3 separate regions of the Homo sapiens genome follow, and regions 1 and 2 are each linked to region 3. A link is an interaction called in ENCODE POLR2A ChIA-PET data of the cell type or tissue named here. Cell type or tissue: OCI-LY7. All regions are shown on one strand. Each heading gives the region's core, and the rest is flanking DNA. Links, peaks and the distances in the headings are about the cores only. Region 1 holds the start of BMP3 (bone morphogenetic protein 3). Region 2 overlaps BMP3 (bone morphogenetic protein 3). Region 3 overlaps CFAP299 (cilia and flagella associated protein 299).

Region 1 (6,853 bases), core at 603-5,602, 420 kb after region 3:
GGGTATGCCTTGATCTCTGCCTTAGACAAAAACAGACAAGCGATTCTCTTAGGTCTCAGCCGACTCTTTTTAAGCATTTGCTATGTGCTAGGCACTCTGCTAATCTCTTGAAATGGACTATCCAATTATTCTTTACTACAACCCTGTGAGATGGCACTCTTATTTTATGCTTATGGCTTAAATAACAGATTGGAGGTGCAGCAAAGGGAAGGGAGCCATTGTAGACATGCTGTCAGTCTTCAGTATCTATGAATGAAGAATCATGTGGAGTACAGAGTGGCAAATGTTGTGACAGAAATATGCACTGTAGCTAAAGGGAGGGAAGTCTCAAAGATGGTTTCAAAGGGGAAGAGGATGAACTTCTTTGGCAAGGAGGACTGGAGCTGAGGGGGACCCAGAACTATATATTTAAAGGCCAGAGGTGACCACCAAAGCAGAAGAACTGAAAAAGAATTTTCTTCTGGATTTGGCATTTTCCAAGGGCAGAGTAAAGATGTCAGGAACGCTTGAGGCAGGCCTAGAAAGAGGAGGCAGCTGACAGAACTGAGAAAGGGCAGAAAGGAATGGAAAAACAACCAATAGTTCACAGGGAAAAAATCAAAGAGAGAGTTTCCAGGGCCTATTGAATTTTGCAATTAGATCTTCATTATTAATCACAAAAGCTATTATGTTCTTTATGCCAAGCAAAGATCAAACACATGATCTCATTTAATCCTCACAACTACTCTTGAAATATGTGTTATTATCTGCAGAACAGTTCCCGGGGTGGCTAAGGGCAAAATCCAAACCGCAGTGGGTTAAGAAGTGACTGAGTGGGGAGAATGTAGTCTGGATTTGGGATAAATTTAGGATAGAAAGGGATTGAGCCCCTATTAAAGGCTAGTGAGTGCGCCAGTCACTTTAGCACTGCTTTCTAATGTCATCCAAACAAAACTCTAAAAGGAATGTGTTGTTATTCACCATCAAAGAAGAAACTCAGATCTGGAGACATGGTGTGACTCCAGGAGCCTATCTTCTTTTCGATCAACTCCATTGCCCTACAGAGGGGAAGAGGGATAAATGCAATAGACATTGACTGAAGATTTTACTGCATATGGTCAAGAACTGCACTAAACATTTACATGGATTGCACACTGAAACTTCAGTTTAAATGCTAATTTCACTATTAATAGTGTGGTTATCTGGCCTGAGGCCAGAAATCAGACTCCCTGAATTTGGATCTCAGTTCTGTCACTTACTATGTATCCTTTTGCCTCAGTTTCCTCATCTGTAAAATGGGTTTTGCTGTGAAAATTATTTGGTAATATACTTGAAATATAAATAACAAGGCATGTCTAGAGCATAAGTGTGGAGAAAAATGTTAGCTCACAGTTGTTTTTTGTTTGTTTGTTTGTTTTTTGTTTTGAGACAAAGTTTGCTCTGTCACCCAGTCTGGAGTGCAGTGGCACAATCTCGGCTCACTGCAACCTCCATCTCCTGGATTCAAGCCATTCTCTTGCCGCAGCCTTCCCAGTAGCTGGGATTACATGTGCGCACCACCACGCCCAGCTAATTTTTGTATTTTTAGTAGAGATGAGGTTTCACCATGTTGGCAAGGCTGGTCTCGAACTCCTGACTTCGTGATCCACCCGCTTTGGCCTTCCAAAGTGCTGGGATTACAGGCCTGAGCCACTGCGCCAGGCTGCTCATAGTTTAATCTCCATTGTACAGCCATGACAAGAGAGAATTAGGAAGACAAAGCTAGCGACTCTTACATTCTGTTCCGGACTCCGGGATCTTCCACACACCCTTGTTTTTAGCCACCACTGCACCATCCTGCTGGGAAACCTTTTGGGGACCTGTAGGAAGGAAACCTTTGGGGGAAGCTGTAGGTGGGGTTGTGGTGTGTTTGCTTGTTTTCTTATTTGTTTTTAACATGATATTGACTCGCACATATTTCTCACCTCGAGAGAAGATGATGCGGGAGAGAGGGGCGTTATGATGGGTATGCTCTCAGAAAGACAGGAAGCTATGATGACGGGCTGCAGGTGCAGGGGCCCGCAGTGTCCGTCAGAAGAGGCTCGGGAAAGTAAGCGAGAATGGTGTTCACGTTGTGACTTTGTTTGGAATCATAAGACCGAAAAGCCAGGAAGAAGTTCTGTTTTCCTCTGCCCTCTTGCTAGCCACCACACAGCCACTGTTCTTGGAGAATTAAAAAAAAAAACAAACAAAAACAAAACAAAACAAAACAAAAAAACCGTCCCTCCTACCATTTCTTTAGTCCTGAATCTCCTTTTCCCTTCCTCTCCCCAGCCATCCCCACCCCTACTTCCTCTTCTCTCCCTCCCGCTGCCAGTTCTCTGGTTACTCCCCCCCTCCCTTGCTTCTATCCCAGCCTGGTGCAAGCTAAGAGGGCGAGGACGAGGGAGTGGGAGAGATTGGCTGAGGACTCTACAGATCAGCTAGAGAGCGAAAGAACTAAGTCTCTCTCTCTCATACACACACACACACGCACACACGCGCGCGCGCGCGCGCACACACACACACACGTACACTAAAAAACTCGGACCAGCCGCGCCGCAGCTGCTCCAATCCCTGGAAAAGGCAATCGAGCGCCCTCCGGACCGCTGCGCACAGCCCCGGCTCCGACCTGGCGCCCAAAACAGAGCTAGTCCTAGTCCCTCGCGCGGCCAGTTTGGCCGGGTGTTCCCAAAAATAAAGCGAGGAGGGAAGGTACAGACAGATCTTGAAAACACCCGGGCCACACACGCCGCGACCTACAGCTCTTTCTCAGCGTTGGAGTGGAGACGGCGCCCGCAGCGCCCTGCGCGGGTGAGGTCCGCGCAGCTGCTGGGGAAGAGCCCACCTGTCAGGCTGCGCTGGGTCAGCGCAGCAAGTGGGGCTGGCCGCTATCTCGCTGCACCCGGCCGCGTCCCGGGCTCCGTGCGCCCTCGCCCCAGCTGGTTTGGAGTTCAACCCTCGGCTCCGCCGCCGGCTCCTTGCGCCTTCGGAGTGTCCCGCAGCGACGCCGGGAGCCGACGCGCCGCGCGGGTACCTAGCCATGGCTGGGGCGAGCAGGCTGCTCTTTCTGTGGCTGGGCTGCTTCTGCGTGAGCCTGGCGCAGGGAGAGAGACCGAAGCCACCTTTCCCGGAGCTCCGCAAAGCTGTGCCAGGTGACCGCACGGCAGGTGGTGGCCCGGACTCCGAGCTGCAGCCGCAAGACAAGGTCTCTGAACACATGCTGCGGCTCTATGACAGGTACAGCACGGTCCAGGCGGCCCGGACACCGGGCTCCCTGGAGGGAGGCTCGCAGCCCTGGCGCCCTCGGCTCCTGCGCGAAGGCAACACGGTTCGCAGCTTTCGGGCGGCAGCAGCAGGTGAGTGCGCGAGGTGAGACTCCCTTCCCGCGGTCCCGCCCCAGCTTTCTCCCGGGACCCCCCACAGCTTCCTTGTCTGCCCCTTGCTTGGTGGCGCTGCCTAGGGACCTTTCTCCGCCCTCCTCAGCTGCCCTCTGGATTCCTCCGTCCAGTCACACCCCGCGTGTCGCCAGCTGCATCTCCTGTAAGCCCAGTTTTCAAATCCAAAGTGAGAGGGGGAAATAGAATGAAGGCGCGGAGCAGTGGAGGGGTAGGCTGGAGGAGCTTCGTGGAAAAAGGGAAGGGGCGACACCCCATGCCTGTGAGGCCTCCTGCCCTGAGTGACTGGAGCACCTCTAGGGTACCTTATTCTGTTGATTCCTAAATCGGCCAGCGGAAATTCCTTTGGACTGGGCTTTAGCCATGTTTACTAAGAGGCAGATGCCATTTTATGCCAATGCCAGGACCCGAGAGAAATCATACTTGAATAAGACGCCTTCCCCTCTCCTTTTCTCCTTCCCCAGTCGCTTCTCCAGATATTGCACCCGCTCCTAATTCGCGCCCTTTGTGTTACTGTACTATATTTGACACTTTACTTGATAGTTCCTTAGTGGCAAAAAAAAAAAAAAAAAAAAAAAAAACAGGTGCTTGGGTGTTTCGATTATTAAAACGCATCTGGGTAAACAGGGGTTGTACCATCCATCCTGGGAGGAGCTGGGAGACAAGGGGAGGGAGCAACCCTGGATGTAAACACCTCTTGGAATCTGCCCAAGAAAATCTGCTCATCCCATTTTTCAGCACAGATCACTTCGGACTGAAATTCATGGCTTAACAAGGTTTCTCCTAGCCCCTGTGGTGAAGGGAATAACTTATGCTAACAGCCTCCCTCCCTTGTGTTAACAGCTTGAGGGAAAGCTTCCTGGACACTAACTCTGTTTTTATGCTTTGAGGATTCACCAGGCTTTTTTGTTCACTACATTCATGATAAGGGGAAATGTAACTGCAAAGCCTGTCTTCAGTGAACAGTTGAACAATAGCCAAGAATCTTCAAGAAAATGAGGCCATGCCTCAGTCAATACTGTCAGAATCACTAGAAAGAAATCTCCCAAAGTTTTGATATGCAAGACTCCTGGAAAAAGGGAAAACTAAGGCATTCATCAAGGAAAGCCCTGCATTGTCTGTGTAAATATATTCTAGAGCTTACAGGCATGATGACATTTACAATAGATGTGAATTATGCTTCCTAATACAGAAGTCTTTAGCTAGAGACTGAACTGAACCAGATTTTACTTTCTTCTTAAAACCATGAGCATGATCTGTGAGGAGAGCGCCACCAGTAAGGAAAAAGAAACCTGCTCTGTGTTATCCACAGTATCCTAGCCATTGGAGGAGGCTGTCCTGACAGCTGACTACACCAGTGAATACTCTGTTTACTTTAGTGCAACTCTAGGGGCATAACTCAGTGAGTAACTCATGTGGGAGTTGCAAGGATTGAAAGGAAGTTGGGTGAGCTAGGCAGGTGGCAAAAATGAAGGTACTCAAATGACTCTTATCTTGATATTTGTTTTCTTGGTTATATTGCTAGGGAGTAGCTGAGGCCCCTAAGATAAAAAACAATATGTTTGGGATTAACAAGTTTCATTTATAGAATGAACCACATGGTTTGGAGGTAGAATTTGAATTTGTTTCATTCACGTATTGTATAGCTTTTATTTGTTTTAGGCCAAGTTAACCATGGATAAAGATTTTAACAACTCAGGCACCATATTCTTTTTGGCTTCAACTCATTCCTTGCAGTATTCCAGAGTGTGCCTTATCAGCCTCACTGTAGTCTCATAGCATCAAATAATAAACTCTGATATGGAGGCCAGACATTCCCTTGAAACGATGAGTTGCAGCTTGATGCATATATACAAGGCTGTGTGCCCTGATAAGAAAAGTAATCCCTTTAGCATCCTAGAGACTGTCTTAATGACTTATTCATCAAATGTAGACACTGGTTTTTGTGGAAGCTTAAGTGTCATGTTACCTCATTGAGGCTCCTGGTGAGGTGGTTCGTGTTGGGCCCCTTCCAAGAGTGTTTAGTTACTAACACACTAAAAAGACTATTATAAGGCAGTTCTGGCTCTAATAAGGCAGGACTCTAGGAAGGTGCTAAGGTTTTCATGTGTGTCCCTCTCTCGTCATCCATATCAGCATTTCCATAACACCCTTTCACCTTGTGACATATGTTCCCTTGTAGGTGAAAGATGCTGTCTAAATTAATATAGTAGATATGTTTTCCAGTCCAGAGTTTTTAAGTTTTAGAACATATGGGTTTCTCTGTACTGAAGACGTTAGAAATTTTAATGGAAGATCAGGTGGTGTGCTGTGTATGGGGCAGCTGCTGATCCGGCAGCCTCTGAGTGCTTATTCAGGCTGAGTTATAGCTTTAGAGTCCTGTTTGTGCCTTGGTACATACCTGATTAAAATTATTTATTGTTCTAAACCTAGAATATCTTCGATTGAAATTTAGCTGCTGTGGTCTCCCTCTGATTACTTTCTACTTAAACCATTACTTGATGGTGGGTGGCATTCATCCTAAATACACTTTCTGCTAAACCCTTTTCTCCTCCCTGAATGCTATGTAGTTGGTGTGCCAAAACCGTAAGTTTGGAGTGCTTGTAAGTTTTTTTGTCATGTGGAAGGGTTTACATAAAGATAGGTTTTATCTTTCCCTTTGCAAAAGGTAATTCACAAAATCTATTAGTGACAGAGAAGGTCAGCTTCATAAAAATACACCATGTGAAGGAAGACAGAAGGATATGAAATTAGCATTTATTTTGATTTTGGTTTAAGTTGTCTCTGGCTACTATATGATAAAGAAGAATATTTTACATGAATTTTTCTTCTGTCTTGATCTTTTAAGATACTTTAGGATCATCACTTTCTCATGACTCCCATAGTCACTTAATCTTCCTTTTCTTAATGACAAATATAATCTCTTTAGGAAAAACAATTAAAGCACACATGTTGTTAGGAAACTTTCACTATTCATGACATGCACCCACCAAAATAGCACATTTTAGTGAGTACTTATCACCTTTTAAAAAATCTCACATACTTCATAGATTTAAAAAAATAACTGAGGCAATCCAGCCCCACAAGTGAATATTTTCCTGCAATGAGGAAGAGGAGATTCTTTCCTCCTATGACCAAAGTACTTTTAAGATAAGTAATTATAATATTGAAATGTTTCTGAAGTATAAGGCTAAAATATAAGGCTTCGGCAAAGATAGTATATAACTAAGTGTTGAATGATCATCCCAATAGGAGCCATTCCTTCAAAATATATGGAACCAGTGGGAAAACATCATTTTTGATAGGTTTGATGCTAAGGGACTAGAAAAACTATTAAAATGTAGTTACCTTGAAGTGCCTGGCACCTAGAAACTAGGCTTGAAATTTAAAAGTACTTGGATAATCTGATGTTTTCATTTAAAGGACAATAGTACATCTGGGGAAGAGGAGATGGGTGT
Region 2 (6,853 bases), core at 1,242-6,241, 440 kb after region 3:
TCTTGTCTAAATATTCATAAAGGATATTTTACTGATCAAACAAAGTTGTTCAAATGAGATAACATGAAAAAACACACACACAACAAAGATGACAAATGTAACAAGCAGTGATGAGTCTTTATTTTACAGTGTGGCTTGCCTTGTGGCATTGAGAGGCAAGAATGGTTTCAATATCTGTCTTTAAACCCAGGATGACTGACTTTAGTTGGGTCTCGAAGTTTTCCAAATAATCCCTCTCACTTATAAAGGGTAATATATTCTGGGTAGCCTGGGGAAGTAGTTTTTCCCTTTTCTCCTGACTACAATCTTCAGGACTCAGGAAGCCATGATAATGCAGAGATACTCTGTTAGTTTGCTTTTGAACCTCTAGCTCTGGAGAATTGATTTGGTATCCACCCCACCACAATTACTTCCAATTTGTCCCTCTCATTTATTGGTTCTACCTGCTTTTACTGTTCCGAAACCTGCTGTTACTTCAGAAGAGCTCCATCATGTTTCTCAGTGATCTAAAGAATAATAATTTAAGAATTGATGAGGAATAAGGTAAAAATAGCAGAAATAAATTTAAGGAGAGAAGTATGTTAGTGCAGAAGAATAATTAAATGTACACGCTTGGTCATAGCAGGGCATCTTAAACCTTAATGTCCTGGCAAATTGCCCTGGATTTAGTTAATATGTAGGTTCTGATCCAGTGGATATAGGAGTAGAGCCTAAGATTCTGCATATCTAACAAGTTCCTAGGTGATGCAGATGCTGCTGATTCACAAATTGCACTTTGAGTAGCAAAAATAAAAGTCAAATCCTTTTAACTTGAATCTTGATTCTACCACTTACCTGCTATGACTCTTTGGAGAAGTTATTCAGACTCTCTACAAGTTATTTTTACAGTCTGAAATGGGTCAAATAGTAAATAGTAAAAATAATAGTTTCTATATAACAAAAACAGTGGAAAAATGAGACAGTAGAGCACCTTGCACATAGTAGGTTATCAATAAATACCTGTTATTGGCATTATTATTCACGGCCATTTCTGAGACTGAGGAGAAAGAAAAGCAAACGTAGGACTCTGAAGAAAGACTACATAGGAAACGAGATCAAGAGAATAAAAGTTGTAAGGCAGGAAAATGTTTTCTAAATGTTTCTAGTCCCTTTTCAAACATCACAAAGCTGAAAATAGGTTTCTCCCTTTGCATTCAACCGCCCGTGAGCTCTTCCAGGGAGGTTTATTTGGAGAGTAAGAGAATCAGGAGAGCATCAGTTGCAGCAACTGAACTCATCATAATATTTGTCAAAACTTGGAAGGGCATCAGAACTCCAGGGAGACATAACAGGGATAAGTGTGGAGCTTTCTCTCTGAGCTTCAGATTTCCTTTTGCCAAGTTGAGAGTGGAAGTTTGGCTGTTACATAGAGTTCTCAATCTCTCATCACCTTGTGTGTATCTGTTTAACTTTTAAAGCTTTCTAGTGGTTCCCTTTAAGCCTTCCACGCCTTGTGTCTTTCAAGTGGTACGGTGACCAAAAAGATGGGAAACATGCAGCCAAATGAAGCTGCTACATTAGGGGTAATTAATAAACATCCCTGTTATCTGCACCGTGTCCAATACTGCAACCAGAGTGAACTTTGTAAATAAAAATATAGTCTAAGCAACAGAGGAGAATCAAGGCCACTGGTCAGATCAGTACAAAACATGTGGAATAACTGAGGTGCCAAAGACCTTTCAGACTTTAGATATAGTTTTTGCCCCAGAGAAAGTTCCCCCAGGCTAGACTGCTTTGTTGGCCCTCCTTTCTTTTGGCCTCCTGAGCCAAAGAGTGTTCTATATGGCAGGGCTTTTTGTCTGCAAAAGTTGACAACCTGTTCTCTAATTCAGAACAGCTGTGTTCTTTCTGCCTTTCCCAAATTCCAGGCTTTGCCCTTTCACTGATTCCAATTAGATAGTTTCTGGGCTATCACACCCATGTGGGCTGGACTGGAAGAATTGTGGAGTAAAACTCCATGGCCCAGGTCAGGAATGAAGGCTCTTAGCTGATGACATGCTCTCCCCTGCTAATGCATTTGTAATCAAATTCAACTCGAGGACATCATACACGGCTTGGCAGGTGCAGGCCTGACCATTGTAGATTTCATTCACAGACACGGCAGTTTGGATTTTTCTGATTTCTAGCCCTTACAGCCAATCTGTTCTCCCAGAGAGAGATTCTTGGAATTCTGCCATGAGATGAAAAATACCCATACAGTTAATGCCAAGTTCTATACCTTTGCCTCTCCTCATCACCTTAGAAGAGATGGAAAACAGAAATTTCAAATGAAAGTGATTGAGCTGTTGTCACTGACAAAGATCCAAGAGAAGTTAGTTTTGCTTTTTTTTTTTCAAGGAATTTTGCAAAAGCTATAAATAGCAAACACATAGAATTAGGCAGCAAAGAATCTAAACACTTTGAACCAAGTATTCCATACAAAGAAGAAATTCACATTTAATGCGTTCAAAATGATACAACCTCAATTAATTTCCTGAATCTTCCAATTCTAATCTCTGGTCATAAAAATGAACTCCAAAAACATTAAATCTTGATGTGCTAAGTTACTTAAGCAAAAAATTACCTAACTGCTATTGAAGTCGTGCTTCACCCTCATTAGAAAGAGCTGGTAAGGCAAATACCACAGATATGCATTAGTAATTGATATATTAATTTTTTAACTTGTTTAATAAAGAGTCATGAGAAACATGACCTGAACTCAGAAACAAACAGAAATTCCGGACTGGCAATATGCTTTACACCAGCAAATTACCGGATGGATCTTTTGTGCACGATGTAATTATTTCTGTTAATGGCAGGTTGATCAGAGGATTTCATAGTGAGAAAAAAAAAAGCAGGGGAAACTTCCTAGTAATCTGAGAGGTTCCTGATAAGATACACCAATGCAGAATCAGGGGCTTCTGTCCAAATTCCAGTGAGCCCACTAGAGACTACTCATATACTCATAGTTTCTGAATCTATCATTTGTTACTTGAAGCTGTAAAAAAAAGGACAGGAATTTTCCTAGGAAACACCCATGAATATTATCCATATCTACACCAGGTCATTTGCACAGAAACTTGTATTTGTGTTGATAGGAACTATTTCCACAGAAATGGATAAAAATGGAGGGTATGTTGTTTCTTTTAAGTATTTCATCCATTTAACAAGCATTTGTTCCATGCCTAGATTATACTAGGTGCTCAGGAACAGCAATGCACAGGAGAATTTAGCACCCAAGGTCTCATCTAATTAAGTTGATCCACTTTGTATAAAATTCAAATATTATAGGAGTCATTAAACATTAAAATAACAGAATAATTTTGGAAAATCTAGTTTAAAAGTTTTCGCTTTATGACAAGCTATTTAGATTATTGAGTCATAAAAATAACTTTAAATCAGTAGAGAAAAGTGGATGGCTGCAAAAGCTTTCTTTAGAAATTACCAATAGCAATAACAAGCAATGGCTACTGACATTTGTTGTACAATACTGATTGTAGTTTGTGTAAGTTACACAGATATTATTGGTGATGCAGGGCATACAATGTGCAAAATAAAACAGCATGGACTTCCTCTCCTCAAGGGAGGAATAACTTGCTTTGTAATGAATTAAAGCTAATTAATTCAAAGTTAACCAGTCTTTTTAACATATACTGAAAATCTCTAGGAAAAAAAAGTAAGAACAGTTGCCCATCATTAAGTCTAATTATTTAGTTACTTATGCCTAATCACAATAAAGTTGAAGTCTGATGTATGGATTTTATTTCATTGATATTAAAAGATGGGATGAGATTTAACCTTTCTCTGCCAAAAATAATCCTTTTTTTCTTTTTTTTTTTAAGAGTATGCCTGCTTTCTATATTATTGTCTTCTCCCTTGGTTTGTATATACCCTTAAAGTTTTAACTTGTTCCAGTTTCCCATGCTGGGAGCTTTAGGAGTTTGAAATTAAAATACCAATCCACTGGGGCGGGGTTCCTCTGAGCCATGAGAAACATGGCTCAAAGTTCTGAAATTAAAAAGCGAAAGTTTTGGTCAAAGTCCTACTCCTGAATTGGTCTCTGGCAAGTTACCAAACTTCTGTTTCTCAATGTGTTTAAAACAAAACTACTTTCACCTGCCTAAAAGAGGAATCGAGAAACACAGGTGTTGCACAGTGGGGCATCTCTTAGGAAGTTCTTACCACTCTGGCAATACCTAACATTCTGGACTTGCAAAAATGACTGTTCCTTTAGTACTTTTAGCTAGAGCAGAGCTGTATGGGGTTCTCTAAATAAAACCACATGCTTCACATGAATGTTAGTGGTCCCATTTGGCATTTTCTCAGGGAAAAGATTCTTACTCAGGCTTCTTTGGTGAAAGTTCTGGTATCCATAGGATAACTTTAGGCCCTCATAATTCCCAGAGGGAATTCCCAGAGGACGTGGCCCACTCTTAGAACACAACTCCATGCCTAATTCTAAACCAGTGGAGCAACAGTGACCCCCAGTGGCCAATGGTGTGGTCTTCTTACCCCCCAGTTTGTACTTCTAAGGAGAGTTGAATAATTACATAGTGGAATAGTAACCATCCAATCCATCTTGGCAACTATTAAATTAAATAAATCAATACCCCTCTGACCTGCTTGGTTTTATTTTAACAACAATGCCTAAATATCAATATAGCAGTGGCAATAATGTATCTCTGTTAAATAGAGTGCTTGTTAGGATTTTGATTAATGTAGGGTCAATAACGAATCATTTTTTGTTTCAATCCTGTTATTGAAAACACCGTAGAGTGTATTAATTCCATGTTTGGGGGCTAAGTTGTTTGTAATTAAATGATTCTTGCTGAGATAACTTGGTTTAAATCCTCTACCATTTACAAGCTATTTGAACTTAGATAAGTCGTTTAAGCTTTTTGAGCCTTTGTAAAATGTAAGAAATGTTAGCTTTGTTGTGAGAATTAGAGATACTACATATAATATGCCTGGAATGCAGCAGGCACTTAATAAATAATAACCATTTTGGTAGTGGTGGGATAGGCGATTGGGCTTAATGTATAATGATGCCAGAGGTTTTATTAAATTGTTGAAACAAATTCATTAGATAAGCATTTTGTGTAATGAGGACTGAGGAGTGGAAACGCAGTTCCACCTAACATATGTGTTCTTCTTTCATTTCTTTCTCTAGTCTTTGAAGCCATCAAATCATGCTACCATCCAGAGTATAGTGAGAGCTGTGGGGGTCGTTCCTGGGATTCCTGAGCCTTGCTGTGTACCAGAAAAGATGTCCTCACTCAGTATTTTATTCTTTGATGAAAATAAGAATGTAGTGCTTAAAGTATACCCTAACATGACAGTAGAGTCTTGCGCTTGCAGATAACCTGGCAAAGAACTCATTTGAATGCTTAATTCAATCATTAGTTTATTTTTATGGACTTCTTCCTGTTTTTTTTTTTTTTTTTTTTGCACTGCCAATGCATTTTGTTTCAAAAGATTATTTCTATAGTCAGAGGGGAATGAGCAAATAGACTGAAGATTGCCACCAAGGAAAAGAACTGTATTTGTTTCTGAATGTAACTTAAAGCAAGATTTTTAGTAAATATGGACATCTATTTCTCTTTTTGTAATCAAACACAACAACTTATCAAACTGTTTTTAGAACTGTTAGAGAACACACTGGTTTATTTTTGTAATGTTCTTTGAAAACAGAATGGAGAAGCAGCAATAGCTTGTCATTTATCTCATTTAATGACTAATGGGAAATAGAGAACAATTTCGCGTTTTGAATTAGGCTTATTGCCTTAGAATCCTGAGAAAGTGCTAAATAATCAACTCTGATGTTTTTCTTAAGTTCTTGAGACTCTTGTTTATCCTTGTTTTTCCTCCACAAGTCATTGTCTAAGTGTAATGGAAAGTTTATGCTGAGCGTTAGTGTGTATGTATGTGCGTACATGCGCCAGGTGCCTGTGCCCTCTGTAGGATGGTTTGCTTAATATGGTTTTATAATTCAGTTTACACAGGATTCTTTATTTTTTTTAATTTTGTATTTTGGCAAACACCATTCAGTTATAAGAACTTTGCCAAATATGATAGAATAATTCAAGAGCATATACAGAGAGTTACCACTTGACCCAGCTATTTAATTGCAAATACAGTTGTTTTCATTTCATTTCCTACCAGAAAAAGGAATCAGAAACCTAGTTTTTGAAAACACAAGTGTAATTCCTCTTTTGTACTTCTTTTTCACAAATGCTTTTATTTATTCTAAATTGAATTTAAAAATCCTTCCTAAAGCCATTAACTCTTTAATTCTCCTGATATGCCTTTACTTCCTATGAAGTTATTGGTAGATGTTGAGGCCCAAAAACTGGTAGAATATTGAAGATCTTCTTAAATGACCAATTTAACCATAACCAAATATTGAATATCATTCTTCAGTCACATCTAAGTCAGGCACTTTTTCACATAGATCAGGGCTTTTGGCTCAGTCACGAAATCTACAAGTTAGCAAAGCTTACAAAACATTATTCGTCAGGTATGGGAATCAAATATAGACACTTGTTTGTCTTTGCTTTCCATTTCTATGTGTCACATACATATATGTGTCCTCTTATAACTTTAGTCTTCAAAATTATTTCAATATCCTTCTTCTCACTATATTTATTTGTGTGATGGAAATGCTTTCAGGCCGTAGATCATTGTTGGTGTTAATCTGTGGTTAATCCTCATTTTAGTTCCGTCTTATCTGATACTTAGAAATATCTCAGCCATTTTGGAGGCTGTGCAGTATCAGAAGACGTGGAGTTTGTTCTGTCTCTGCCTGTAGCTAATTATGGTGGTTCAGTCATTTAAT
Region 3 (6,853 bases), core at 1,164-6,163:
TCTATTGTGAACATTTTATGTCTTTCAGAGGGCAGCTGGAGTATTACTTTCTCAGGAAGAGTATAGCAAATAGAATATTAAATAATATTTTTATTGTATGGTCCTGTGATACCCTAAACTTCTTCATCGCACCTGAAATTTTTCTCGGTATCTATCTCCTTAGATAGACAAGAAACAATAAGTACTATAGAGTCTTGTTGGTTCATGTATTCTCTACTTCATAAGGATATCGAGATGCTCTGCCTTTCTTAAAAGCAAAAAGTAGAGGGTGGAGAAACAGAGAAAGTGGAAGAGACATCAGTGAGACAGAGAGAGACCATGAGAGAGAGAAAGTAAGAAAAAGAACAAGGAATGGAGAAGGGAGGAAATGAGGGAGGCAAGAAGGTGATGACGCCAGGGGTTAGAGCTGTAAACATTAGAGAATTAGGGAAAAAATGAATTGTAAGACAGAAAAAAAAGAGAAAACACCAAGATATAAGAATTCAACATTTTCCTACTTCAGAAACCAGAGAAACATTGTGTTATTTTCCATAAAGTCAAAGAAGTCGACAGTGATCGCTCAGCTTCTGGCTGCAGACTGAAAGCTATGTGTGTTGGAAGGGCATGATTCAGAATAAAAAGGATTGTTTCGAGGGCTTGTATTATAATTTAAGTTGTGCAAGGAGAACTGGGAAATGTGTCACTGCAAAGGTGAAATACTTGCTTTCCATTTCTTAATGCTGTGGGAATAGAAATGTAATTATGGTCATGAATCTTTCATAGTGGGGCCAACTTGGAAATTACATTGAACTGGGAGCCTATGTATTGTAACAATGTGAAGGTTACATGAAGTAGTTTTGCCTAATTTTATTTTAGATTAGAATGTAGTGTAGTGGAGACATTTAGAAAGCATTTCGTAGCCAAAGTTTCTTTTTCAATTTTACTACTTTACAATTTTATATACAAATATATGTGTGTGTATATATACACACATACTTATCTGTACAGTTATAATATATGGGGATATTCATGTTAGAGATATGAGCTATCTAATTTTTTTTTACCATTCACAAGTGTTGTCGAGACTAAGTAATTAGGAAATAGATAACTGATTCCAACAGTACCAGAGGGTGGGGTTCAAGCTATACTTTAGATAGGAGATTTGTTAACATGTGGAATACACCTCAGTTGGATTTCCCCTTTTAATTTGTTTAAGCTAAATCAACAGGAGACTGATGCTGCTCATATCTTGAAGAAGCAACTGGCAGTAAGTACTGCTTATGGAAAAGTTTCCTTTACAAGTTAGAAAAACATTTTGGCTTCATCCTACATATATACTCCACTCCAAGGGCTATTGCTACTGTTTTCCGAATTACTCACCAGCTTGATGAATGACAGTCACAAGTAGTGCTTTTATTGCAATGTACAGATGTTGATATTTTCCAGAATTTTTTTAGGGTAAATGGCTCTCATTTTGAAAAAAAGCGCATTGTAGATTTAATGAAGGAACTTAGGTTTTCACTTAAAAAATCCATACAACTCTTATATTTTAAAATCTTATTTTTTAAAGAAAGTTTGTTTAAAGAACCTGTTGTCTTTGGCATTGATAGAAAGCAGATGTTACCAATGGGATGAAGCCAGGAGGTTTAATGAGTAATAATAGAGTTAGAAACAGAATAATCATGTTAAGGGTCAGAAATGGGTTAGAATTCTTGTGTAAAACTGGGTAAAGCTTACACGATGCATGTGTGTGTGTGTGTGTGTGTGTGTGTGTATGTGCACAGAGAAAGAGGGGATGATTAAAAGGAGAAGAATAAAGAAAATGTTAGATGAAAACATTTCATGATAAAATACAATTCTAAAAATAACTTGAGATTGCCTACATTTAACTTTATTTTATTGGGTATTTTATATTCACATAGTGTTTGAGACTGTTAAGTCAAGGTTATAACTCAATATAAAGGAATGTATGGATGAATTTTTTGGAAAAGTTTCCAAGGGCTTTAGTATACATATATTTGCTACTTGAGTACTTTCCTGTGTTCAGAAATGTAAAATGCTTTAAAAAAATAAGTATATGTTGGGTTAAATAATGTGACTTTGTAAACAGGAATATTGCCTTGTGTGTAATTACACTAGCAAAACTTCCAGTTAAGTCAAAATAATATTCCCAGTTATTAGGAGCTTCTTTCTGTGATATTATTTAGTTATGCTAAAGAATCTTGATAACTATGTCATGCTGTTCCTACAAATATTTCCAAGGTAGGAAACTATGCAGTGAGAGAAGGAAGCTATTTGGTAGAAGAAGGATATATTTTTTGAAATGTTTCAAGGTTGGTTTATAGGGTTTATTTATTAAAGTGTAAAGGTTATTTAGATATGTCTCTTTATGTTGGATTTTTATCAACAGAATATTTATTTAATATCATATAATTTTAAGTAGTCCAGAGTAATCAACGTTAATGTTATTTTTTATTTCTTGTTTATATTTATAAAAGGCCAAAGTAATAATGGAACATATGATTTTTTTCATGGCACAATTAATGTGTACCACTTTTCCTATTTTTTGTTTATTTAACATTTGTGGAATTTCTTAAAATTGCTATTTTATGTGTAACTGTTTTGGTAGTTCTCTAGTAATACATAGTTTGTCTATATTTGCATGTTTATATGCTATATTCTATAAGTTTTTGTGCTCATATTCCTGTGCCTACTAATGAATTTTGTCCAGGAAAATAATAATTGTGTTTGAATAGTCTATAAATGACCCTCAAAATGATAGAGTGAAAAGAAGCTAAAAATTCTAGACTATGTTTGAACCAACCAAATGCACTTTAATAGGCCTATCCTTATCCAGATTATATCTGGGCATAATTTTACCCACAGGATGTTTTTAAAGACTTTTAAAAAGGCTGAATAATGCTTATTAGTGTCTATAGATTTGCAGAGAATTTGCTTACTTATTTTATTTTTATGCTTTATAAGGTAGTTCTAAGTAATTTATTAATTGAAGAGATTCTGGTTCCTCCTTGTGTCTCTTCTTTCTGATCACTTTAATAATCCTTTTAATTTGATAAATGCTCTAAAAAAAATGACACTAGTGAAGTGTGGACAGAAATGAGAGTCTGCTCTCTGTTCTTAGAAGACAGCACACTGATTTCCCTGGAGTGAATATTGCTGAACCCAGCAGCACTTCCAGTGTCCCCCAACCCCTAACCTGGACTTAGTACTGAAGTGGTAAAAATATTCACATTTAAGAAAGCAAGAGCAAAATCTAACAAAACGGTATGCAAATTTAGTACCTACAGAGAAATAGCCACTTCTCATTTTTGTCTCCCATTCTATCTTCTGTCTTTCCTAGGTCACTGTCACATTCTTTCTCAGGTTATAGTAATTCATACTTTATCTTCTCTATTTTACAACCTTAATTTTCTGAAATTCAGTTTCTTAGCTCAGCACCTTAAAAATAATAGTACAGAATGTATATTAGTTTAGTTAGTGCCATTTAAAGAACTTTTTAAAAAAAGTTTTCATCAAAATGGACCTAAAGCTAAAAAGTCCTTTGGGACATTATTTCTGATACCATAAAATCTACAAAGTTCCTTTCTAGATGCAAACCCATCGATTCTATTCAATGATAATAATAAAGGCTCTTTTATACCCAGATGGCTATCTCAAATCTTGTTATCAGCCCTCCAACTTAGTTGTAGGAGGGTTTCATCAGTCATGGTTATATTGCTCTGGGTGGCTGATAACCATTGTGCTATTATTAGTTGGGTGATGAGCTGGTCACCCTGTAAGTTTCTTTAAGTTGTTCTATCAGCCCTCCAAAAGTAAGTGCAAATAAACGGGTTCCAAACCCCTTTAGAGCACACTGTAAATCTTTGTAACTTCATGGCCAAATGGTAAACCGCAGGACCACATGACTCAATTCCCTTGAGACAGTCATGTTATTCCTGTCAGACTTTTCTTCCCTCATTCATCAGCTGGAAGCTTTCATCTCCTTTTAAAGTCATGGCCTTTCAAGTAGGGGTGAAATTACACCTGTCAGTAATAAATGTTCTCAGTGCTCTCCATCATTCTGTCTTTTCACAAAAGATATTAAAAGGAAGCATAGCTTATTCCACATTTTAACACCATGTTTTTTTCTTTCTCCACTTTTAGATACCTTCCTGTTATGTAATTGTTGAGCAAAGTTTTAAAATATTCACTAAATCAGGGGACATGTGGGAATGCTGGGCAAATTAGCTTCCATGTGAACTATACATTATATTCAATAACTACATTAAACTTATTTGACAGAATGATTTAACTGTATACACAATCTACAACGGCAATCTAAATGTGCCCTTTAGCACACTTGTTCTGTTTATTTTTTCTAAGTTACACTCTGATAACTTTGTGGTTGCCCATAATACCATACAGCAGGTGCACCTGTGTAGCCACCATTTTATTTACATAGAGAACAAAGTTAATGTTTTATCAAATCCAGACCACACCTGCATTGGGACACTTGTAGGAAGCAGGGTTCAAATCAAAATTGCAATTTGCTTTTAGCCTGATATTTGAACTCCACTGAGCAAACTCTTTTGAGTTCTCTTGGACGTTTTGAGGATTCGGCTCTTAACTCCCTGTTAACTGAAGGATGAAATGGGAGCTGGAAGACTGAATATGTTACCTGAAAACCCTGTCACTCACTATTGTAGGTCTTGACTCAAGAATAACTGAATTGTGTCATTACAGCCTACACCATACACTGTCCCAAGCAGAGAATTCTTCAAGTACAAGTGTATTTGGCTTGATATACCTGATTATGAGGGCAAATATTTTTGTAAATTTTCTAATGCTGAACCAGATTAATGAATAAATGCTGTGTGAAATTCACAAATCGTCGATGATGGTCATGCTCTAAAGCTTTGTTGTTTTGTTTTATTTTATCCCTTATAGGGACAGTATGTGCCATTTTTTTTTTGTAGATTAGTGATACTGCAAAGAATCCATACAAACACATAACCTCCCACAATTATTAGCAAACCATCGTGTTTTATTTTTTCCAGAACACAAAGGAAGTATATAATTTCTCTATTTTTATACCCCATTTCTTACATTCTGTCTTTTCTTATCTCCTTCCTCTTCAGGAGAAAAATAAAATAGTAAACTGAAAAACAGACCCTAAAACTCAGTGAGAGGGATAGATTGCCTCAATTTGTCACTAAACTAAAAAAAATTATCTCAAAGCACAATGCTGATTTAATTTCTCTGGAAATGATTACACATTTATCATTAGAGTTTTTTTCTATCAAATGGGTTCTGACATATTATTAGAGTTTGAGACAAAATCTGTAGTATCTATTTCAAGCCTAATCAACTATTAACATCATTTGCAGAAACATCCCATCCATATATAGGGCTGAAAATGAATTACTATTATTTAACATTATGTTTTGTGAAATCTCTGTAACTGTATAAAATGATTTGAGAAGGTGAATTGTCCCTATTTGTTTACCCAAACTATCCTTTTATTAAATAATTTTCTGTGGTTTAATTTAAACTATTTCAATAATACTCACACCTTAAATAGAGATTGAACTTAACACCCTCAACTCTGAATTAAGTACATAGTTTGAAATTAATTAAGTAGCTCAGAATGCCTTTGAACTCTGAATTAGGTACATAGTTTTAAATTAATTAAGTAGTTCAAACCCTAATATTGTGGCCTTGGGCACTCACTTTCATTTAGCACGTGGTTCTTAACAAGTTTGATTGTCTGTTTTAGTCACCTTCTAAAGATAAAAAACATTAAGCTGAAAGAACCAAGTATAGCAGTGAGAATTGCAAGACTAACAGCCTAGGACAGAAAGGAAAAGTAATGATGAAGTGCTGGACATGTTATGAGGCTCTTTCATATGCATTTACACATTTGATTCCCCATAATCCTACATGAGATATGCAACTTATTTCACAAATAAGTAAGCAAGGCATGGGGAGCTATGCAATTTCCCCAAGGCTAGTAAGTGGCAGATTTGAGATATTAACTCAAGATATTTTATCTTAACTCAGTGGTAAATGTCATAAGTCACCTATACCAGTTTAAATATTTTCTAGTATATTTGGTTTGTGCAGGAAGTAGAAAATTCATTTTAGAAAGAGTCCATAGAAATGCTAAAATATACAGAGCTTTGACACCTGAAGTTTTTGGTGTCACATCTTTTGTGGAACCTCTCATTTTCTAAGGATAATTAATACATTATTTTACTGAATGATTTAACTCTAAAACTGATGTAGTACGTATGTTAATTCAAATAGATTTAAATCATTCAACTCAATTTATTATAAACAAAAATTACTTTATTTCTTTCATTATCTCTTCAGATCTAGGTTACATGCATAATGTCAATTAAGACAAATAGAAACACTTTTTCCTCCCTGAACCTATCTCCTTCACCAAAATTTCAGCTGACTTTTATGTTTTATTGCTATGCATGCATACCACATAGCAGTGTTCTACAAAATGCAGTCCATCTGTCACTTGCATCAGAATCACCTATGTTGATTTTGTAGAAAGCTGACCAGTGAATTAGGTCATCTGGTATTCAGGCTTAGGCTCATTAAAGTTTGAAACCCACTGCCTTTCAGTTTAACATCATTTCCCTGTGCACTTTAAGATGGTCCTGCTCTACAACTGACTGTATTTCACAATTCATTTGTACTTGCAAAGACTAATGCTTGACCAAAACACTGTTAGCTGAGACAAAAATGATGGAGAAAACATACATCTCTCTTCAGTTTATAACTCTGATAACTCTTCGCTATTCCTTATACCTTTGCTACAGAAAGGCAGGCAGGCACATGTTTGATTCATTTTCTCCAGTTT

What was found. Peaks named below come from ENCODE experiments on the same cell type or tissue, not always from the same donor. Only the 100,000 strongest peaks of a DNase experiment are listed, where the experiment ranks them.
Region 1: POLR2A ChIA-PET joins it to region 3 with 84 read pairs; 2 of 35 experiments call an interaction of 5 or more read pairs at or near these places.
Region 2: POLR2A ChIA-PET joins it to region 3 with 10 read pairs; 2 of 35 experiments call an interaction of 5 or more read pairs at or near these places.

The regions. Positions count from the first base shown.
Region 1 is chr4:81,028,245-81,035,097 of GRCh38, forward strand. It overlaps BMP3 (bone morphogenetic protein 3), which reads left to right and starts at 2,464. Exons shown (of 3, transcript NM_001201.5): 1 at 2,464-3,356. The coding sequence starts at 3,041. In OCI-LY7, for the core only: CTCF peaks have their summits at 3,646, 4,714 and 4,914; DNase peaks (open chromatin) are centred at 2,027, 2,877, 3,257, 4,807 and 4 weaker places; H3K4me3 peaks cover 4,807 bases; H3K27ac peaks cover 5,000 bases.
Region 2 is chr4:81,048,157-81,055,009 of GRCh38, forward strand. BMP3 (bone morphogenetic protein 3) reads left to right here. Exons shown (of 3, transcript NM_001201.5): 3 at 5,189-6,853. The coding sequence ends at 5,380. Among named protein-coding and RNA genes, the nearest start is that of BMP3, 21 kb to the left of the region's middle. RefSeq lists a silencer at 4,122-4,171. In OCI-LY7, for the core only: CTCF peaks have their summits at 4,501 (motif pointing left), 4,723 and 5,958 (motif pointing left); DNase peaks (open chromatin) are centred at 2,085, 4,155, 4,495, 5,935 and 1 weaker place; H3K4me3 peaks cover 4,483 bases; H3K27ac peaks cover 5,000 bases.
Region 3 is chr4:80,607,138-80,613,990 of GRCh38, forward strand. All of the region lies in intron 3 of CFAP299 (cilia and flagella associated protein 299), which reads left to right. Among named protein-coding and RNA genes, the nearest start is that of CFAP299, 270 kb to the left of the region's middle. In OCI-LY7, for the core only: no CTCF peak of the experiment used is centred there; DNase peaks (open chromatin) are centred at 3,244, 3,884, 4,444 and 5,804; H3K4me3 peaks cover 3,401 bases; H3K27ac peaks cover 5,000 bases.